Linked DNA regions of Homo sapiens: region 2 is linked to region 1. A link is an interaction called in ENCODE POLR2A ChIA-PET data of the cell type or tissue named here. Cell type or tissue: HepG2. All regions are shown on one strand. Links, peaks and the distances in the headings refer to the core of each region. The heading gives the core; the rest is flanking DNA. Region 1 holds the start of VWA1 (von Willebrand factor A domain containing 1). Region 2 holds the start of DVL1 (dishevelled segment polarity protein 1).

Region 1 (9,673 bases), core at 899-8,898:
GGCCGCATCGCGTCTGTGGGTGGTGCAGGGGGTCAGGGAACAGCGGTCAGTTCCTCCTCCGCTGCTGGAGGGCGGCCCTGGCTGATGGGGAAGATCTGGAGATTGGAGGCCCCACTAGGAAAGACGGGGCCCCGCGGCCAAGGAGCTGCTGGAGCCATGCCCCGCAGATGCTGGGGATTCTCAGAACGTGCCTTGGCTGGGGGAGGACGGAGGAAAGGGTGCAGCCCCCTCAGGCCCTGTCAGAAGCGCCCCTGCCTCCCTTAGCCCCAAACCCAGTCCTTTGTGGAGAGGTGCAGTGGCCAGATCAGTGACCAGGACAAAGGTCCTCAAAGACGGCAGAGTCCACGGTGGTGCCTGAGAGCAGAGGACCAGCCCCAGCCTGAGTGGCCAGGCCGGGGTCTGAGGTCAGCCCGGCTCTCTGAGCTGCAGCTAGGAGATGGGAGACCACAGGGGCAGGCCCTGGGGTTCTGGAGGCGCTGCCTGCCCTGGGTCCCCAGGAGAGTGTGGGGTGGGGTTCTCCAGAGGGGGACTCCTGGACCTGTGACACCAAGCCCCACATAGCCCTCTGAGTGACCCTGCTGTGGCGAGGCTCATAAATGTCTGCGCTGGGTTAAAGCTATCAGGATCTTCCTCCTGCAGTGCTGGGTGCCTGGGCCACTTTCTTCCCATCCCCCACCCTCAGACCCGGCCTCTTTCCCAGGAGCCCCCACCCTGCTGCCTGGCCCCTCGGCACTGCAGCCTCAGGCTTTTCCTTTGGCTGCTTAAGGCAGCCTTTCCTCCTGGTCCCCTCCAGGCGCAGCTGCACTGGGTGACCTGGGGCCACTAGGGGCCAGACGTCCCTGGGGAAACCTTGGGGAGGGCCGTCCACCCCTCTCCAACCCACAGTCCAACCCCTTCCGGCTCTGGGTGGATGATTAACCCACAGACGGAGACTTGGTGAGATCCCCAGGGTTGGCATTTTTCAGTGGCTGCAGCAGGCTGAGCCAGTGGCCGGTTCCTCATCTCCAGCCCCAGCTCCTTCAGGGCTTGGCTGGGGCAGGGAGGTCCAGAAAAAAAGCCAATGGGAGCTGCTCAGCTCCTGCCTCAGGCCTTCCCTGGTCCGGCCTCTCAGGAAACCCTCACAGTGGGCCTGCAGTCCGAACTAGTTCAAAGCCCTCGGCGGCTGTCCCCACCCAGGAGAGGTGCCCTGTGCTCTCTGGGGGGGCAGTCCCTGACCTTTCTGGCTCACCCCTCTCCAGGTATGGTGGGCATGCTCAGGAGCACATGCTGCCCATCTGCAGAGTCCCCAGACTTGGAAGCTTCTTCCTGGGCCTACACCCGGGCTCTGCACTCCCTGGGGCCTCGAGGTCTGGGCTGGACACATCAGCAGGGAGCTACACCTGGAGGTGGCTACTCAAGCCTGCCCCCGTCTCAGCAGGGTACACGGGTCGCCCAGTGAAGAGTGTGCATAGACAAGCTGCATCACTCAGCCCTGCACCCTAGGGGTACCACAGCCCCGGAGGCCCTGGCCGCTGCTCTGGGGACATGAGATCTTCCCAAAGTCTCAACCCAGCCTCTCCTTCTGCGGCTCCCAGCTAGGGCTCCCTGGGCCCTGCCTCCTCCCGCATACCGAGAATGGAGCCCCTCAGCTCTTGGACAATGATGTGCAGGTCATCCACGTCCACAAAGTGCAGGTGCTTCTCGGCAGGGGCTGAGGCAGCGGCTGACAGCTCCAGGAAGTTGCCTCGGCCGGTGCTGACAATGAACACGGTGACGCCCAGGTCCTTGAGCTCCTGCATGGGGGGGCCCACAGGGTCGCTGGAGCCGCCATCTGTCACCCACACCAGCACTTTGGGCACCCCTGGCCGGGCACCTGATGCTTCAGCAAACAGCTGTTCCTTGGCATAGACCAGCGCCAGGCCAGTGTGGGTGTCACCCATGCGCTGGGCAGAAGCACGCACCGCATCCTGGGCAGCCTCACCCGAGCTGTGCTGGCCGAAGGGGAACTCGGTGTATGGCCGACTGCCCACGTGCACCAGACTGGCACGCAGGGCCCCGGTGCCCAGGGGCAGTGGAGCCACCAGCTGCCCCACAAACTCCCGAACCCGGGAGAACTCGTAGTGAGAGACGCTGGCTGAGCTGTCCAGCAGGAACATCAGGTCCCCTCGGGGGGCTGATGCTGGTGGACCTGGGGGAAAGGAGGAATGCTCAGCCTCAGGTGTGGGCCCCCCAGACAGCCCCACAGCAAGGCAGGGTCCCCCAGGGCCCCAGCTTTCCTTAAGTGGATGCTTGCCTTCTCCCAAAGGTCCTAGGTTGGGGGAAAGAGGAACTCTAAGCAAGAGGCCTGTACTTTTGGGGGTTTCACTGCACACTGGCCATGGGATCTAGGGCTCTCTCTGGGCTTGTGTTATCCCATCTGTGAGAGGGCGACTCTCCGCTCCAAGCCCCCACACCTTCCCATTCCTCACAGACCCTGCAAGCAGGTGGAGCCAAGAGTCCTGGCCTAGGCCCCCAGGACAGGCCTGAGCCGTGGGGCTGTTCCCTCCAGGCATGGCTTTCAGAGGAGCAGCCTGAGGCTGGAGTTCAGCCACGCAGCTCAGCCTGCAGGTGAGGCACCCTGGGCATGCACACAGCAGCAGGGGAAGGTGTCGGAGGCACAGCAATGACCACGCCGGATGGCCTGGCTGGAGCCCAGACCCCGCTTACTAGATGGTGGCCCCTCCCCTGGCCTCCATCCTCCAGCCCACCTGGACTCACACAACAAGATATAACCCCCAGCAGCCTGAAAGCCGGAACAGCCCCTCGCAGGCTTCCCCCTTCCTCCGGGCACCTCCGGGGTGGAGGCTGATGCCCCCTACACCGCCCCTCCCCACCAAGCCAGGGCACCAGCGTGCCTCAATTCTAGTCCCGGCCTTGCGGTTTTCCCCAGTGCGGTGGGGCGACTCCAACTTCCCTACCATCCCTCCACTAAGGGCCCTCGCAAGGGTAGGGAAACTGAGGCAGGGGTGCCCCCTTGACAGACATCTCCCTCTTCCTGTCCAGGCCCGCGATCCCGCAGAGATGCGGGCCGGGACGGCCCCTATGCCCCGGCGCTCACGGACGGTGTCGCCTGGAGCACCTGGGCCGCCAGCCTCAGGTGAGCAGGACGCTCCGCCCGCGCCCCCGCCCGGCTCCCGCAGCCTCCCAGCCCGCCCGCCCGTCCGGAGCAGGGGACAGCGACGGCCTTGCGCGGGCAGCGGCGCAGAGCGGTCACCAGAAGCCCCAGCCCCGGCCCGGCCGCCCGCCGCACTCACCGCGCTCCGCGCCGCTCCGCGCCAGCGCCAGCCGCAAGCTCAGGGCCAGGCCGAGCGCCGTCCAGGGGAGCATCGCGCGCGAGGGACGGGGCGCGCTCGGCAACTCGCTCGCTCGCTCGCTCGCTCGGGGCTGCAGGGCGCGTCACCGCGCGGACCAGGCCGGCCCCGCCCCCGGGAGGCCCCTCCCCGAGCGGCCACACCCACGCCGAGGCCACGCCCACGCCCTCCGGCGCGAGCGGAGGGCCACGCGCACAGACCCCGGAGAGGCGCGCACGAGCGGACCCCGACACGCAGGGACACGCAGCACCAGCCGAGATACGACCGAGGCACGCACGCGCAGGCACGCACACACACACACTCCAGTCTCCCTCTCCCGGCCGAGGCTGTGCGGCCCACGCTCTCCACCCCTCTCCGACCCCCAGCCGCGGGAGCCGAGCAGGGAGGTACCAGGCTAGGCCCTCCCCATGCCCACCACTGCCGTGACTCTGGGTGCTGGGGTCCCAGCAGCCAGGCCCAAGAGAACCCCAGGGGCTGGCGGTGGCACCAAAAAAACACGTCCAGACCGTGGTTTCGCCTTGGCCTCCGCGCTGGAGGCGGATAGGTGTCTGGAGTAACAGGACATGTATCCCAGGGACTGACCAGCAGGGATGGGAAGGACCATGGGGTGGAACTTACAAGGACACAGTGGCTTGAAAGGGGACAGAAGACAGGAATTCGAGAGAGACTCGAAGCACCCACGCCACCTGGGCTTCTTGGAGGAAGAGGCATGGGAGTGGGAGATGGTTGGTTGAGGCCCTGTCCAGTGGGACCACACTGGGCCTGTTACCCATATACCCTACCCAGTGAGGGGCCCAGACTCCAGGACCCAGGACACACCCCCAGCAGGACTGGAGGGTCCCACTGGTGAGACAGGAGCTCTTGAGTCTTGGGGTCTTGGTGAGGCCCAGACGAGAGGTGGCTGGTTGCAGGGGGCGTCCTGAGGGACAGTGGCTCCCAGGGCAGATTTCCCCTGCTTGGGTGGGGCTGGGCCAGCAGTGTCCCCTGGACAGGAGAACCCTACCCCGGCCCTCCCTCGGAGTAGCCATGGCCCTCTTCCAGGGCCTCCTCAGCTCAGAGCTGGGAGGTGGGGGACGTGGGGGGGTGTCTGCCAGGATGTCTCCTCCTTCCCCACCCTCTCCTGGAGGATGCGCCGCGGGAGAACGGATGGGGCTCCACAGGCTTCCTTCCTCCCTTTCAGGCAGGTGAGACACCGCGGGGCCGTGCGGACGGCCAGCACTCGACTTTGCCTAAAAAAGGAAGCAGCAGGCTGAGGCTGAGGAGCTGGCGGCAGGAACAAGGGAGAGCTGTGTCCCCGCCGGCGCCCCCCACCCCCCCTGCCGGGGATCTTGGCAGTGGAGGTGCTGGCTGCGCTCCACAGACCTCAGACCTCGGCTGGGACCAGAAATGCCTGGTGCTTCCGCCTGGGCCCGGTGGGGGGACTTTGGGTCCCCAGAGTGCAAGCTGTACCACTTCGAGGGGCCTCGCCAGGCCCCCCAGCCCCCAGTACACAGGGGCTGCCGTGGAGATGACGCTGAAGGCCGCAGCCGCTGGAGGACCTGGGGTCTGACCGGAAGCTGGCTGCAGACCCTGCGGAGGCACGTCCAGGTAGTCAGGCAGGGAGCTGGGCCGAGGGTCCCCCACCCTGGGGAGGCTCACAGCCAGTGGCCCGCTTGTCCCCCACCCTCGCCCAGCAGGCGGGCCACAGTCACACCTCAGCCAGCCTTGCAGGGCTGACGGGGAAGTTTCCCTCACTTCTGGAAAAAGTGAGCGGGTCTTCTTGGCTGTGACTCAGGCCCTCAAGGAAGCGGCCGCCCTCCTCCCTTCAGCTCGCCATCAGCGGGAGAAGGCACAGGAGGCCTGGCCTCCACCCAGCCTGGGCCGAGCTCAGCCACCTGCCTTGCTCCCGGCTCTGCCTGGAGTCCCTCCAGCTAGGAGACCCTCCCCATCAGCTCTCCCCGTGCCCCTCAGTCTTCAGGACTCATTCTTGTGTCCTGCCCTCCCCCCGCTGTCTCCACCCCGGAGGAGGGACGTGGACAGAGGGTCCCAGAGAGCATGGGGTCAGCCAGAGGTGCAGTGTCAGGGCCCGGGCCGGACTTGAGGCAGACACCGGAGGAAGCACAAATATAACAGCCGGAACCCTCCACTCTCCAGGGAGAAGGGCCCGGGGTAAGAGGCAGAGGCAAGGACGGGTCAGGCCAGATCACAGTGGGTGCTGGCCCCGAGCCCTCTGCCTCCTGCAGGCACAGCCCCTGTCTGATCCTGGTGGCCTGGGGCCCCATGGGGTGGGGAGCAGCCTGGTTTGGCTGCGGCCACCCCGCCCCCACGGTCTGGGCCTGGGCTGTGGGAGTCCCTGTGCCTCACTTCCCGGAGCCAGCCTGCCCTGCCGGTCTGTCTGCAGGCAGGTGGAGAGAGTTCCAGGAAGCTGGGGAGGCTGCTGTCACCCGGGCACCGCCCCTGCCCCCACCCGCCTTTGGGAATGCTCCCTCCTCCGCACAATCCAGGCTTCTGCAGAAGATGAAGGGCCTTTTGTCCCCAGCTGGCTGTGGTCATGTTTGACCCTGGGTAAAAGGGCAACTCCTGAGGCCTCTGACCCCACCCCTGACCCGAGCTGAGGGCAGGACGCCCAGGCCCGCACCCGGCGCCTTTTGTTGCTGTTTTCACGTATCTCACAAACGTACTCAAGCACACACAGGAGCAGATGGACGGGGCGGTGAGGGGCAGCAGTGGTGAGGGGCAGCGGCGGTGAGGGGCAGCGGCGGTGAGGGGCAGCGGTGCGGGCCTGAGGCACTGCTCTGGGGTGTGCCTGAGCCCACCCCACAACAGTAAGTGGGGCAGAGCAGGGGTCACCAAGAGAGCAGGGCCCACGCAGCTCCTAGACTCAACCTGCTCACTGGGGTCAAGGACAGGTCTTGGGGGCCTCGGGGGTCACTTTTCACTTCCCAGGAGCCCAGGCCTGCCCCTCTGGCCCCAGAGCTGACCCCCCTCAGTCCCCCGTGCCAGCAGCAGCTGGGGTGGCGGGTAGACACCTGGCGGGTAGCAGCCTGGGTAGGGGTGGGAGCTGCACCATCTGCGTCTGTCCATCCATCCCTCGTCTGTGTGCTGGGCACAGCCGCGCCCCAGCCTCAGTGCTGGGGACACACAGGCGCCGGGCCAGCACTGCCAGGCTAGGAGGGTGGGCGGTGAACAGCTAGGAAAGATACGGTCTACTTGTTTTCCCTGTGAGAACAGGGGGTCACTGGGGACTCGCACGCAAGGGGTACCCGAGGAAGAGCCTTCCAGGCAGAGAGAAGGAACCGCGAGTGCTGAGAGCAGGGTGGGGTGGGCAGGAGGGGCCTGCGCCAGGACTGCAGGGGCAGAGCAGGCTGGGGGCCTTCGGGAGGGGTGGCCGGGTGGAGGGTGTTGCCGGCCTCGACAGGGGCAGGAGGTTCGTCACAGCGAGGACAGAGCCCGGCCCGGTGGGAGCCGGAGAGCAGCAGGCCTGAATGACCCAGGGTTTCCTAATAGCAGGGCCCCTTCCTTGTGTGGGTCCCCTCACTTTGCCTCTCTGCTGGGACATCCTTCCCTGAAAGGGAGAGGAGGACCACATGCTGCCCCTTCCCCAGACACAGTCCAGACAGGCCCAGGCCACAGCCCTGGGCAGACGCAAAACTCCCAGGGGCCTGGACTGGGATAGGGAGGAGGCAGCAGGGAGGGACTGACCTATGTCCACACACCACAAGGGACTCCCAGAGGCGGGTGGGGCGGAGCTGGGAGCAGGGGCCTTAGCCCTCAGACCAGCCCACTCACCCTGGGGAGTTCCTGCCCCACAGCCTGCCCAGCTTACAGGCCTGGGGGCAGGGGCAGGCCAGCACAGGCCGGAGGGACAGAGGGAGCCACATCTGAGGGGTCCCCCAGCTGCTCACACCGTCTGAGGCTGTGCTTGCCAACAACTCTGCTCCCAGGAAATATTTTGCAAATCAGGAAATGACACCGGGCAAGGTGGGAAGCCCACTGCATCCAGTGGGGTGGGGCCCCTTACTGCCTCCCCTGCTCCGGCATGACGTGTGACAGGGACGCAGATGGGACACACACAGCCACACACACACACTCCGGGCTCCCATTTGGGCAGGGCAGGGGCCTCAGCCACCGGGAAAGAACGCCAAGCAGAGGTCCCCACAGCCACCCTGCAGCTCGGCTGCACCCAAGGAGTTCAGGCCCCTGGGCCAGTGGAGAGCTGTGGTAGAGACTGCAGGAAGAGGGAGGCTGCTCCTGGCCCTCAGGCTGGGGGAAGGGGCTCTGGGGGAAGGGGTGTAGAGGCACCCTCAGGGTGGGGGCGGGCCTGGGGACCCAGGGTCCTGAAGTGGAGGGGTTTCGGTCAGGGACACCATGCTGGGCAAAAGTTGGGAGAGATTCATGGGGTCCAGGTGGGGTCCTGCCCCTGCAGGGGCTAGAAGGGCTGGGCAAAGGCCAACTGTATACCTGGGGCCTTGAGGAGGGGAACCCTGGCTGGGGGCCCCACCTCCCCCTCATTTCATGCCCCCCTCCTGGCTTCCCAGATGGTGGCCGATAAGGGAGCTGCTTAGGATCCATGGAAGGGGCCAGGCAAGAACCCGGGGGAAGAACCCAGGGGCCTCAACGCAGGGCCCGTTCTGTCCTAGGGGGTGGGGCCCCTGCCTTCCAACGTGGGGCCTCTTCTGTCCTGGGGGTGGGGCCCCTGCCTTCCAACGGAGGGCCTCTTCTGTCCTAGGGGGTGAGGGGGTGAGGGGGTGAGGGGGTGGGGCCCCTGCCCCGGCACTCGGGCTCTGGCCTTCCTGAATCGCCCCTTCCTTGCTTCTCTTCCGCCGGCCAGGCCTCTGCTCTCCGGGGCTACGGCCTCCCACAGGCACGTTCCTACATCCCTCTGTGAACCGCCCACAGGCCCCCCCACAGGTGTTCCTCTGTGAGCTGGTCGGGCGGCCGGGGCCGGGGCCGGGCTTCGCTGCTCCGTGCCTTCCACCTCCCTGGCGGTGCGGGGCCTCAGGGTGGGCCTGGGAAGCTGGAAACACCTTTGGAAACAGCCGCCTGAGGCAGCTGTGGACAGAAGACCCTGCCCAGCAGCCAAGGGAGCTGGCCTCTCCGCTCAGCCTCCCCACCCCCACCAGGCCCAGCTGTTGTTTTCACGGCTCCGGGACCAGGCGGATCCTCAGCCAAGAGCTTCCCAGGAGAGCCCTCATCTTCAACCCCTAGTGGCGACCAGAGCCAGCCCGGGCAGGAGGGGAAGGAAGGCGGCCGCGGCCCCGGGGAAGCCATCCTGGCAGCTTGGCCACTGGCCCGGCTCCTGTCTGACCAGGAAAGGCATCAAAGCCGGACTCGGATGGAGGCTGGAAAACCCCGAGACTTCTGCTGGACTCGACCCAGCCACACACCAGGCTGTGCTCAAGGCCACGGAATGAGCCTTGACCCTGGCCCCAGACGGAGCCCAGACCTTGCTGGTCACAGGCTGAGCCCTGCTGGCAATATGATGTACTAGATCCCTTAAAAGGCCTTCCAGCAACAACCAACTTCTGGATGAATTACTATGAGCGTACATTTTTAATAGACTGTTGTGTTTCCAAGAAAGTAAATATCTCCGAGTCTCCCCCAAAATTAAACAGCAAAAATAAATAAGGCCAGGTGGGGTGGCTCATGCCTGTAATCCCAACACTTTAGGAGGCTGAGGCGAGAGGATTGCTTGTGCCTAGGAGTTCGAGACCAGCCTGGGCAACATGATGAGACCCCGTCTCTACAAAAAAATTTAAAATTAGCTGGGTGTGGTGGTGCACTCTAGTCACAGCTACTTGGGAGGCTGAGGCAGGAGGATCACTTGAGCCTGGGAGGGCGAGGCTGCAGAGAGCTAGGAGCTCACCACTGCACTCAGACTGGGCGGCAGAGCAAGACTCTGTCTCTAAGTAAACAAACAGACAGAGTAGTGTGGAGGCCTGGATGATGAAGGGAAGTGGTTGGGAAAGCAGATAACTCCCTGGACACACACAGGGACAGAGAGCCAGCCTGCGGCCAGGGAACAAGTATGTTTCTCTGCCTAGGGGCTGCTTAAACCAGGGGTCTCAAGGGTCACTGAGGGGGCCGAGGGTGGTCTCGCCTGGAAAAGGGGAATAGTCTCTGGAGGGAAGCATCCCCAAGTTGGACCTCAGAATTGTCTCCGATAACAGCTGACAATTAAACAACCAAACGTTCAGAGAAACACCATGCTACTGATGAGAATCGGCAGAAACACCAGTCACAGATTTAGACCCCCAAAGACTAGGACACTGGAATTATTTAGTACAGAATATAAAATAACTATATATGAAATATGTTTAAGAAGTGGAAACTGTAATCTAAAAAGCAAGCATGTATCAAGAGAC
Region 2 (8,755 bases), core at 1-8,000, 86 kb after region 1:
AGTGGCCACACCTGTCAGGGCCCCAGCTGGACCACATCCGCGTCAGCAACGGGACTGGCCTCAGGCCTCTGGCTTCCAGCCTCTCTTGAGACCTAGCCTGGGGTCAGGCCCTCAGGGCAGGGACAGGCTTCCTCCCTCCCTGGGGCCTCAACAGATAGCCCCTCTTAGGTCTTCCTGCCTGGCTTCTGACCTCTGGGGAAGAGAAGGGCTGCGGGAAGGTGGAGGGGGCTGGCGGCTAAGCTGTCCGGGCTTGGCTGAGCAAACGCCACAGTTCTCCCTCTCAGAGCCCGGGTGCAGGGTCAGGATCCCAGGCCCAAGCTGACCGTCAAGCACTGGTGCCTGCACTGATCGGTTTCTTTCCGAGCCGGTGCAGCCCCCAGCACGGTCAGGGCCCGATAGATGCCAGTTCCATCTCGCCGGCTTCCTGGGGACGGGAACCAAGGGACCCCACCGCACTCTCTTCCCCATCGCTCCAGCCCCGTCCAGGCCCCCTCCTCACTCCCCCCGTCGCTCCTGCCCCGTCCAGGCCCCCTCCTCACTCCCCCCGTCGCTCCTGCCCCGTCCAGGCCCCCTCCTCACTCCCCCCGTCGCTCCTGCCCCGTCCAGGCCCCCTCCTCACTCCCCCCGTCGCTCCTGCCCGGTCCAGGCCCCCTCCTCACTCCCCCCGTCGCTCCTGCCCCGTCCAGGCCCCCTCCTCACTCCCCCCGTCGCTCCTGCCCCGTCCAGGCCCCCTCCTCACTCCCCCCGTCGCTCCAGCCCCGTCCAGGCCCCCTCCTCACTCCCCCCGTCGCTCCTGCCCCGTCCAGGCCCCCTCCTCACTCCCCCCGTCGCTCCTGCCCCGTCCAGGCCCCCTCCTCACTCCCCCCGTCGCTCCTGCCCGGTCCAGGCCCCCTCCTCACTCCCCCCGTCGCTCCTGCCCGGTCCAGGCCCCCTCCTCACTCCCCCCGTCGCTCCTGCCCCGTCCAGGCCCCCTCCTCACTCCCCCCGTCGCTCCTGCCCCGTCCAGGCCCCCTCCTCACTCCCCCCGTCGCTCCTGCCCCGTCCAGGCCCCCTCCTCACTCCCCCCGTCGCTCCTGCCCCGTCCAGGCCCCCTCCTCACTCCCCCCGTCGCTCCTGCCCGGTCCAGGCCCCCTCCTCACTCCCCCCGTCGCTCCTGCCCCGTCCAGGCCCCCTCCTCACTCCCCCCGTCGCTCCTGCCCCGTCCAGGCCCCCTCCTCACTCCCCCCGTCGCTCCTGCCCCGTCCAGGCCCCCTCCTCACTCCCCCCGTCGCTCCTGCCCCGTCCAGGCCCCCTCCTCACTCCCCCCGTCGCTCCTGCCCCGTCCAGGCCCCCTCCTCACTCCCCCCGTCGCTCCTGCCCCGTCCAGGCCCCCTCCTCACTCCCCCCGTCGCTCCTGCCCCGTCCAGGCCCCCTCCTCACTCCCCCCGTCGCTCCTGCCCCGTCCAGGCCCCCTCCTCACTCCCCCCGTCGCTCCTGCCCGGTCCAGGCCCCCTCCTCACTCCCCCCGTCGCTCCTGCCCGGTCCAGGCCCCCTCCTCACTCCCCCCGTCGCTCCAGCCCCGTCCAGGCCCCCTCCTCACTCCCCCCGTCGCTCCTGCCCCGTCCAGGCCCCCTCCTCACTCCCCCCGTCGCTCCTGCCCCGTCCAGGCCCCCTCCTCACTCCCCCCGTCGCTCCTGCCCCGTCCAGGCCCCCTCCTCACTCCCCCCGTCGCTCCTGCCCCGTCCAGGCCCCCTCCTCACTCCCCCCGTCGCTCCTGCCCCGTCCAGGCCCCCTCCTCACTCCCCCCGTCGCTCCTGCCCCGTCCAGGCCCCCTCCTCACTCCCCCCGTCGCTCCTGCCCCGTCCAGGCCCCCTCCTCACTCCCCCCGTCGCTCCTGCCCCGTCCAGGCCCCCTCCTCACTCCCCCCGTCGCTCCTGCCCCGTCCAGGCCCCCTCCTCACTCCTCCCATCCTGGGCCGCCCTCTAGTGGCCTCCGCGCTTCCTGCTGGGGTCGGGTCGGGAAGGCCTCCAGCCCCGCGAGCCCCGGAACAGTAAGCGCGGACGCCCCGCGGCCTCAAGGGACGCCTCGGAAGTCTCCCCTGCCCTGCGGAGAACCCCAGGACTAAATCCCTCCCGCCGCCGGGCGCTCCGACGCCTCCGTGCACGCCCGCGCCCCCGCGCGCCCCGCATCCGCTCGGCCTGCTGCCTGGACCCCGTGGGACCCGGCAGAGGGCACGCGAGTCGGGAGCCTTCGCGGTGGCGCAGAGCGACCGGGCGCCACCTCAGCGCCGCGCACCCGGCGTCCCCGGGGTCCCTCCGCCCGACCCGAGCGCCCCGGCGCCCACGGGCCCACAGCCAGCGGCGCGCGTCGCATGCGCCGGATCATAATGGAGCGCGGGCCCGCGCGCGGGGGCGGGGCCGGGGCGGGGCGGGGCGAGCGATGATCGCCTGCGTCTGCGCATCCTCGCCCCGCCCCCGCCGTGCGCCCCCGTGACGTCAACGCCGCGCGCTCGGGCGCCCCCCCGCGGCCACGCTCAGGACCCCGGGCCGGGCGGTCCCTTTAACGGCGCGGCCCGAGGGGCGCAGGCGGGAGGGCGGCGGGGCTGAGCGCGCCCTCCGTGCTGCGTCCCTCGCGCCGCTCCCGGGCCGGGGGCGGATGGGCGGCCGCGGGCCGCGGGGCAGCAGTCGGGACGCGCGCGGGAGCCGGGGGCGGCGGCCGGGGCCTGGGCGGTCGGGCGGGGGCGCCCGGGGGCCTCGGAGCGTCGGGGCCGAGAGCGGTGCGGGCCGGGCGGGGCGCAGGCGGGCGGGCGGGTAGCGCCCCGCGTCCGAGCCCCGGGCCGGGCCCTGAGCGCGCGGGCTCCGCGCCGCCGCCGCGCCATGGCGGAGACCAAGATTATCTACCACATGGACGAGGAGGAGACGCCGTACCTGGTCAAGCTGCCCGTGGCCCCCGAGCGCGTCACGCTGGCCGACTTCAAGAACGTGCTCAGCAACCGGCCCGTGCACGCCTACAAATTCTTCTTTAAGTCCATGGACCAGGACTTCGGGTCAGTCGGCCGCGAGGCCTGCGCGAGCCTGGCGCGGGCTCGGGGGTCGCACCTGCCCGCGCGGGGACGGGGCGGGGGTCCTGAGCCGTTCGCGCCCCCGGGGACCTGCGACCGCGACGCGCCTCCGCTAGATGCGGCGCGGGTGGCGGCCTCGGCCCGTGTGCGGCGCGCGCCCACCTGTCCGTGGAGCGGGGCGATGGCAGGCGGGGTTCCCGGCGTCCCTGGCCCCAGCTTCCCGGCCCCGAGTCCTGCCTTGGCCCGTGTCAGACTCGGTCGGCCGCATCGCTTCCACCGGGGCTGGCCGGGAGCGCCTGCCGTTGGTGCGGGCTGGGGTCAGGGGCGTGTCAGTGGGAAGGAAGCAGGGTGGGGTTCCCTAGCTGGGATGGGGAGACATGGGGGTACAGGTTCACCAACCTGTCTGCTAGGGTTTGCAGAAGCTTCCCGAGGGTCAAGACAGGTTCTCCTGGCCCCCTTCTGCAGGGTCCTTGTGACAGGGTGGAGGTCAAGGGCCACTGGTGACCATGAAACTTTATTCGCCTACCCGTGTCCTGAGCTTCCTGTGGGCCCCGTCCCCACTGAGCCACAAAGCACTTGCGTTCCCGGAGCAGCCCAGACCATCTGCTGTTTCGGGGCAGCCTGGGTCAGCGTCTCCCTGCTGGGCCTCGGTGGTGGTGTCCCAGGCGAGGAGACCCCTGCTGTGCTGAGCTGGGCCCTCTGGGACAGGGAGCAGGAGCCTGGCGGTCTGCTTGAGGCCTGGCCTGGCCCGGCCCAGCCACCAGTAACCTGAGTCCCTAGTCCCAGCTCAACAGTGCTGGGGGCGGGCTCAGGCCTCGTGGCCCCAGGAGGTGAGCCTCCGGCAAGCGGTGTCCTTGTGTGTGGCCGCTTCTTGGGATTGTGACATTAAGGTTGTTTCTTGGATTCTGTGGTTGCAGGGTCCTCAGGCAGCCCCAGGTCCAGTCAGGCTGGGTCCGCTCTGGAGCTCTCAGGGGGGCCCAAGGGACATCTAGACAGCTGTACTTTCCTTCCCCACCCCCACGACCAGGCAAAGCAGAGAGGGCAGGGTGCGTCCTTGGCAGCCTTTGAAGGCTGGGCGCTCCCCACTCGGCTCAGCGGCCCTCCTGCCCGCTCCGGTCAGGTTGGGCAGGAGGGGGCGGTTTGTTTTCTGAGTCTGGTCCGGGCTCCTCCCCAGCTGGGGCACCTTGCAGTCCCTGCTTCTCTGGGCCTGGGCTGCTTTGGCCTTGAGCATGGGGCATGTGTCAGGTACTTTTGTTTTTGACTTAGTTTATTATTCTAACGAAAGTTACCAAAGTTACTAATGCTGTTTGTTGCAAATGTGTGCCACCAGGAAATGCGTAGTGAGGAGGTGCCCAGCCCCCAGGTTCTGCTCCTGGACCATGCTCTGGGATGAAGCCCTGGGGGAGTCCGCCTTCTGCTCCTGACACCCACCGGGGGCTGCCCAGGGCAGAGACAGCCTGACTGTTGCCCTAGTGCACTTCTAGCAGTGGCTGCACCTGCTGGGCACATTTGGAGGACGCGTGGGTGCCCGGGCCTGGGAACAGGGTGGGCAGGTCTGGGTGTCGAGGCAGGCTTGGGGATGCGGCCAGGAAAGAGACAGGGGAGCTTCAGTGTACAGCTTTGGAGGCTGCAGACTTACAGGGGGCTGGGAGTCAGTGGGGCTGCAGAGGTCAGGGCTGGGCTGGGCTGGGCTGTGGGGGTTGGAAAGAATGGACTGGGGTGATGCTGGAGGTCCAAGACGAGGGCCTTGCTCTGTAGCCTCCCAGGTCCTCTGGCTGGGATGGGGGCCTTGCTCTGTGTCCTCCCTGGTCCTCTGGCTGGTGGCCTCAGGAGCCTACGGAGGACCCTCATCAATTACTTCCTTCATCCCTTCCCCTGAGTTCTACCCGCAGACCTCTCAGCACTGTCTGTTCTGTGGAATAGAACCCCCGTGGGAGGGGCTGGTTGGTCAGTAATACTTTAGCTTAAGCGACTGCTGAACTAGACACTGACCCTGGATGCCAAGCGAATGTAGTTGGAGATGGGGGGAAGAGAAGGCAGGTCCTCGCTGGTCTGGGGTGGCCTTCATAAGAGAGGGAGCTTCAGGCTGGGGACGCTGAGGAGGCCCTGGTGAGTCGGGGGTTCCTGCGCCAGCCCCCGCTGCATTCTCAGCCCAGCCCTGGTTCCCCAGCCTCTGCTCCAGAGCATGACTGACCACCTTGCAGTGCAGGGAGCCTGTGTCATGGCCACAACCACGTGCCCTGGTCTGGACCCCACTCCCCACGCACGGCTTTGGCCCAGTGGGTGAAGGTCCCCCGCCTGTCCTCCACTTTTCATGCCCTGGTCACAGCTATTCTGACCCAAGATCCCCAGGGCTGGGAGGAGGGCAGAATTGGGGAGGGTCTCTGCCTGGTGCTGGGTTTGGTGGTTGGCAGGGGGTCTCGCCCAGCCTTGGGCCGAGGCAGAGGAGGGAGGGTGTTTGGCTCCGGGTCCCCACTGCTGGGTGCGTGGCGGATGCTGGGCCTGCTGGACTTGGCACCGAGGCTGTCTGTTGGGCACAGCTCCCACAGTTCATCTCCGAGGTGGGGGTGACCCAGGCCTGGGACTGGGGGATGGGTGGAGGCAAGGCTGTGGGCCCAAAGCCCTGGTCCCCAGGGCCGCCTGCCATGGGCCTCGGTGTTGTGACAGCTCCTTGTGTCCTGGGTGGTGCTGTGGGGAGCTATGGAGTTGGGGAGGCTCTGCCTGGCCTGGGCTGTGGGGGGAGTTCCCACTCCGCCCTCCCTGGCTGTGCCACTTGGGGTCTGTGACTCAGCCTCTCTGTGCCCTGAGTGCCTCCCTGGTTTTGGGAGGGTCCAGGCAGTTCACCTACTGCACTCATAGCCATGGCCTAGCAGGGACACTTGAGCCTGTGTGTCCTGAACCGGGGGAGGGGCACAGAGAGATCCCAGGACTCGGCACCACCCAGGGGACAGGCTGGTGGAGAGCCCCTGGCTCTGGGGTCAGGGGTTGGGAGGCCACAGACCCCCAAGGCTGAGGGCCCTGACCTGGGGCGTGCACAGGGGGCTCTGAGGGCACAGGATGGCTCTGCACCGCCTGTCCTGGGCCAGCTACCCCTGCCAGCTTCCTGCTCCGCCTTGGGAGAATGGGGTGCATTCGGGACCACGCCACGTCTAGGGCAGCTGGCTGTGGCCTCTGGGAGTCTGGAGGGTTCTCTGCATCCTGTGTGGCCATGCTGGCTCCCAGGGCGCTGCCTCTGAGTGGATTCCTCCCCGGGGCGGGTCTGTGGGGGCAGCACACAGGTTAGCCAGGCCTCACAGGGAATCCCAAGGTGGGGGCACAGTGCCGGCAGGGGCGCCCCTGGCAGCTGCCGTGAGTTTCAGCGGAGGCTGCTACAGAGGCGCGGGGACCCCGGGTTGTGGGTACGCCCCCAATGCCTGGCCAGCCTCCAGCACCCTCCCCCATCTGGCTGGGGTGGGGACGGCAGGGCTCTGCCTGGGACCTGGGTAGCTGATCCCTGGAGCCCCAGGCAGACCCCACCCTTCCCTCTGTGCTGTTTGGGTCCTGCTCCCTTTCTCCTGGCCCAGCCAGGCTTGGGTCTGCACCCTGCCACTGGGGGCAGGGGAGGACTTGTTACACCCTGTTGGGCTGAAGAGGGCGGAGTGAGTAGGGCCTCTGGGTCCTGGCTGGACATCTGTGAGGGGGCAGGGGGCAGGGACATCCCAGGCAGCCTGGGGTCTTCGTGAGGCCCTGGCTGGGTGGGCCATGCGGGCTTGGGCCACTCTGGATGGTGGGAGGGGGCAGGGCCCTCTTCCGGTGGAGCCAGGCGGGTGCTGTACTGGGGTGCTGGGTGGCCGAGTCTCCCTCCAGTGAGTCAGAGGGTGCTGGGTGGCCGAGTCTCCCTCCGGTGAGTCAGAGGGTGCTGGGTGACTGAGTGTCTCCCTCAGGTGAGTCAGAGGGTGCTGGGGTTGGGTGTGGCAGGGGAGAAGCTGCCGGCCAGGCCACCTGGGGCCGTGTGTCAGGGACTGAGGTGGGGACCCTGCCAGGGGCTCTGCTGTGGTCAGGTCCATTAGAGACAAGGGCTCACTGTGGGCCCTGGCCCCCTGGCGGCAGCTAGTGGTGGCCTCGGTGTCCGTGGGGCCCGCCTCACCCTGGGTTGCTCCAGCCTTTCAGGTGTGACAGCCTCTCACTGTGGCGGCCTCAGCCTGGCATGGGGTCATGGTCTTACCTGGGAAGGCTCCTGTGTGGGGGCAGCAGACGTGGAGGGGTCTGAGAAGTGACCTTCTCTGCTCTTTGGGGGCGTCTACCTCATGGCCTGGCCCTGGGTGGCCTGGGGAGGCAGCTGCAGGACCCCAGAGGGCTAGGTAGGGGTCCCTGCTCCCACCTGGGCTGGCCCTGCCTGCTGTCCACTCTGCCCTGAGGCTTGGGGCCTCTTCCCAGCAAGTGGGTGGGCCAGGGCTTGGGTGAGAGTGTGGGTTTGCCACTTTGCCGGGGGCCTCCTGCTACCTACTGCTTCGGAGTCTGGCTGAGTCAAGGTGCCCCGGGGTCAGGGGACCTGGAGCGGCCAGTCGGGGTGGCTCTGTAGCTCGCAGTGGGACTAGCAGCCACAAGGCCGCTTCCTGCCAGGTGTGCGGCCAGGCCAAGCCCCGTCTCCGGGCTCCTATTTCTCCACTGGGCCCAAGTCCCGGGCGTGGAAAATGCTGCTGGGCAGGGCAGGGTGCCACGAGGCGGCGTCCAGATCCTACCCAGCCTGCTGCCTGGGCCCTCAGAGGTCACAGTGTGAGTGTCGACCACAGCCCTGCCTGCCTTGCTCCTTGGCCTGGGGACCTGCCCCTGCCCAGCCATCCCCTCTGTGCCGTGTGGGTTGCCACCCTGCCCTCTGAACTCTGAGCTCGGGTCACCCGGCCTCCTCCTGGTTCGTGTCCCCTGACCCTCTGCGGCCTGCCTGGGTGCCCTCTGCCCCGTTCCCAAGCCTATCTGACCTGGGGGTGGACTGGTGAGGCACCTGGCCAGCTTGCTCTCCTGGGGGCCCTGCCGGCTCCGCATCCCCTGCTGCCCCTCTAGGTCCTGAGGTGCAGGGAGGTTTGGTGAGTGGAGGTCTTTGTCTCCCTGGCTAGGTGGACAGGACAGGAGGGTGGTGGGCGGCCTCTGGGGACCTGTGGGCCCTCCCAGCCCACCTACGTCCGTCCGTCGGGTCTGAGAGTCCTTGTAGGTGGACTGTGAGCCTGACTAGGGGTGCAGGGCAGGGGTCAGGCAAAGCCCTGCCCTCACAGAGCCTGACCCTGGGCAGGCAGGCACAGGGCCTGGGACCTGAGGCTGCTCCTGAGACGCCAGGAGGGTGGAGTAGGGCCATAGGGCATGGCTGGCATGATGGAGAGGAGGCTGCTGGGGGATTTGGGCTCCTGGTTGGGAATGACAGGTCTGAGTGCAGGGGTGGGTGCAGGTGGCCTGATGCCCTGGCTGTTGAGGGGTGGGCGGCTGGTCTGGAGCTGGCTGGGAGGTGGAGCGGTGGACCTGAGGTCTGGGGCAAGGGACAGGGAATAGCCTGGGGAGCCTTGGGGCCCGGTAGGTGCAGCTGCTGCTGCTGAGGAGGCTGGGGCCTGGCCCTGAGGAGTCCCAGTGTGGGGGAAGCCCTGGGGGGGGGGGGCTCCAAGCCCCAGGAACAGATGAGGTGGGGGTGGTTGGAGACAGCGTCTGGGGCCACCACATACATGAACCGAGGGCAGCTGGGCACGGGGG

What was found. ChIA-PET counts read pairs that join two places held together with the same protein. Peaks named below come from ENCODE experiments on the same cell type or tissue, not always from the same donor. Only the 100,000 strongest peaks of a DNase experiment are listed, where the experiment ranks them.
Region 2: POLR2A ChIA-PET joins it to region 1 with 20 read pairs; 5 of 35 experiments call an interaction of 5 or more read pairs at or near these places.

The regions. Positions count from the first base shown.
Region 1 is chr1:1,429,421-1,439,093 of GRCh38, reverse strand. TMEM278 (transmembrane protein 278) reads right to left here. Exons shown (of 2, transcript NM_001146685.2): 2 at 8,839-9,673. It overlaps VWA1 (von Willebrand factor A domain containing 1), which reads right to left and starts at 3,404. Exons shown (of 3, transcript NM_022834.5): 1 at 3,273-3,404; 2 at 1,610-2,167; 3 at 1-13. The coding sequence starts at 3,345. LOC107985729 reads right to left here and starts at 5,861. Exons shown (of 4, transcript XM_017003066.2): 1 at 5,806-5,861; 2 at 5,023-5,131; 3 at 4,692-4,898; 4 at 3,545-4,558. The coding sequence starts at 5,861. The coding sequence ends at 3,944. LINC01770 (long intergenic non-protein coding RNA 1770) reads left to right here and starts at 4,521. Exons shown (of 2, transcript NR_125996.1): 1 at 4,521-4,906; 2 at 8,432-8,937. RefSeq lists silencers at 3,287-3,476, 3,235-3,604, 4,351-4,645 and enhancers at 4,431-4,490, 3,750-4,493, 5,982-6,725. In HepG2, for the core only: CTCF peaks have their summits at 4,672 and 8,773; DNase peaks (open chromatin) are centred at 5,813, 7,033, 8,083, 8,623 and 2 weaker places; H3K4me3 peaks cover 7,814 bases.
Region 2 is chr1:1,343,166-1,351,920 of GRCh38, reverse strand. DVL1 (dishevelled segment polarity protein 1) reads left to right here and starts at 2,503. Exons shown (of 15, transcript NM_001330311.2): 1 at 2,503-3,025. The coding sequence starts at 2,856. RefSeq lists silencers at 1,882-2,031, 2,052-2,371, 2,472-2,651, 3,812-3,988 and enhancers at 3,541-4,170, 4,171-4,800, 5,002-5,880. In HepG2, for the core only: CTCF peaks have their summits at 1,977 (motif pointing left), 2,507 (motif pointing left), 6,653 (motif pointing right) and 7,123 (motif pointing left); DNase peaks (open chromatin) are centred at 1,998, 3,820, 4,130 and 7,050; H3K4me3 peaks cover 2,182 bases.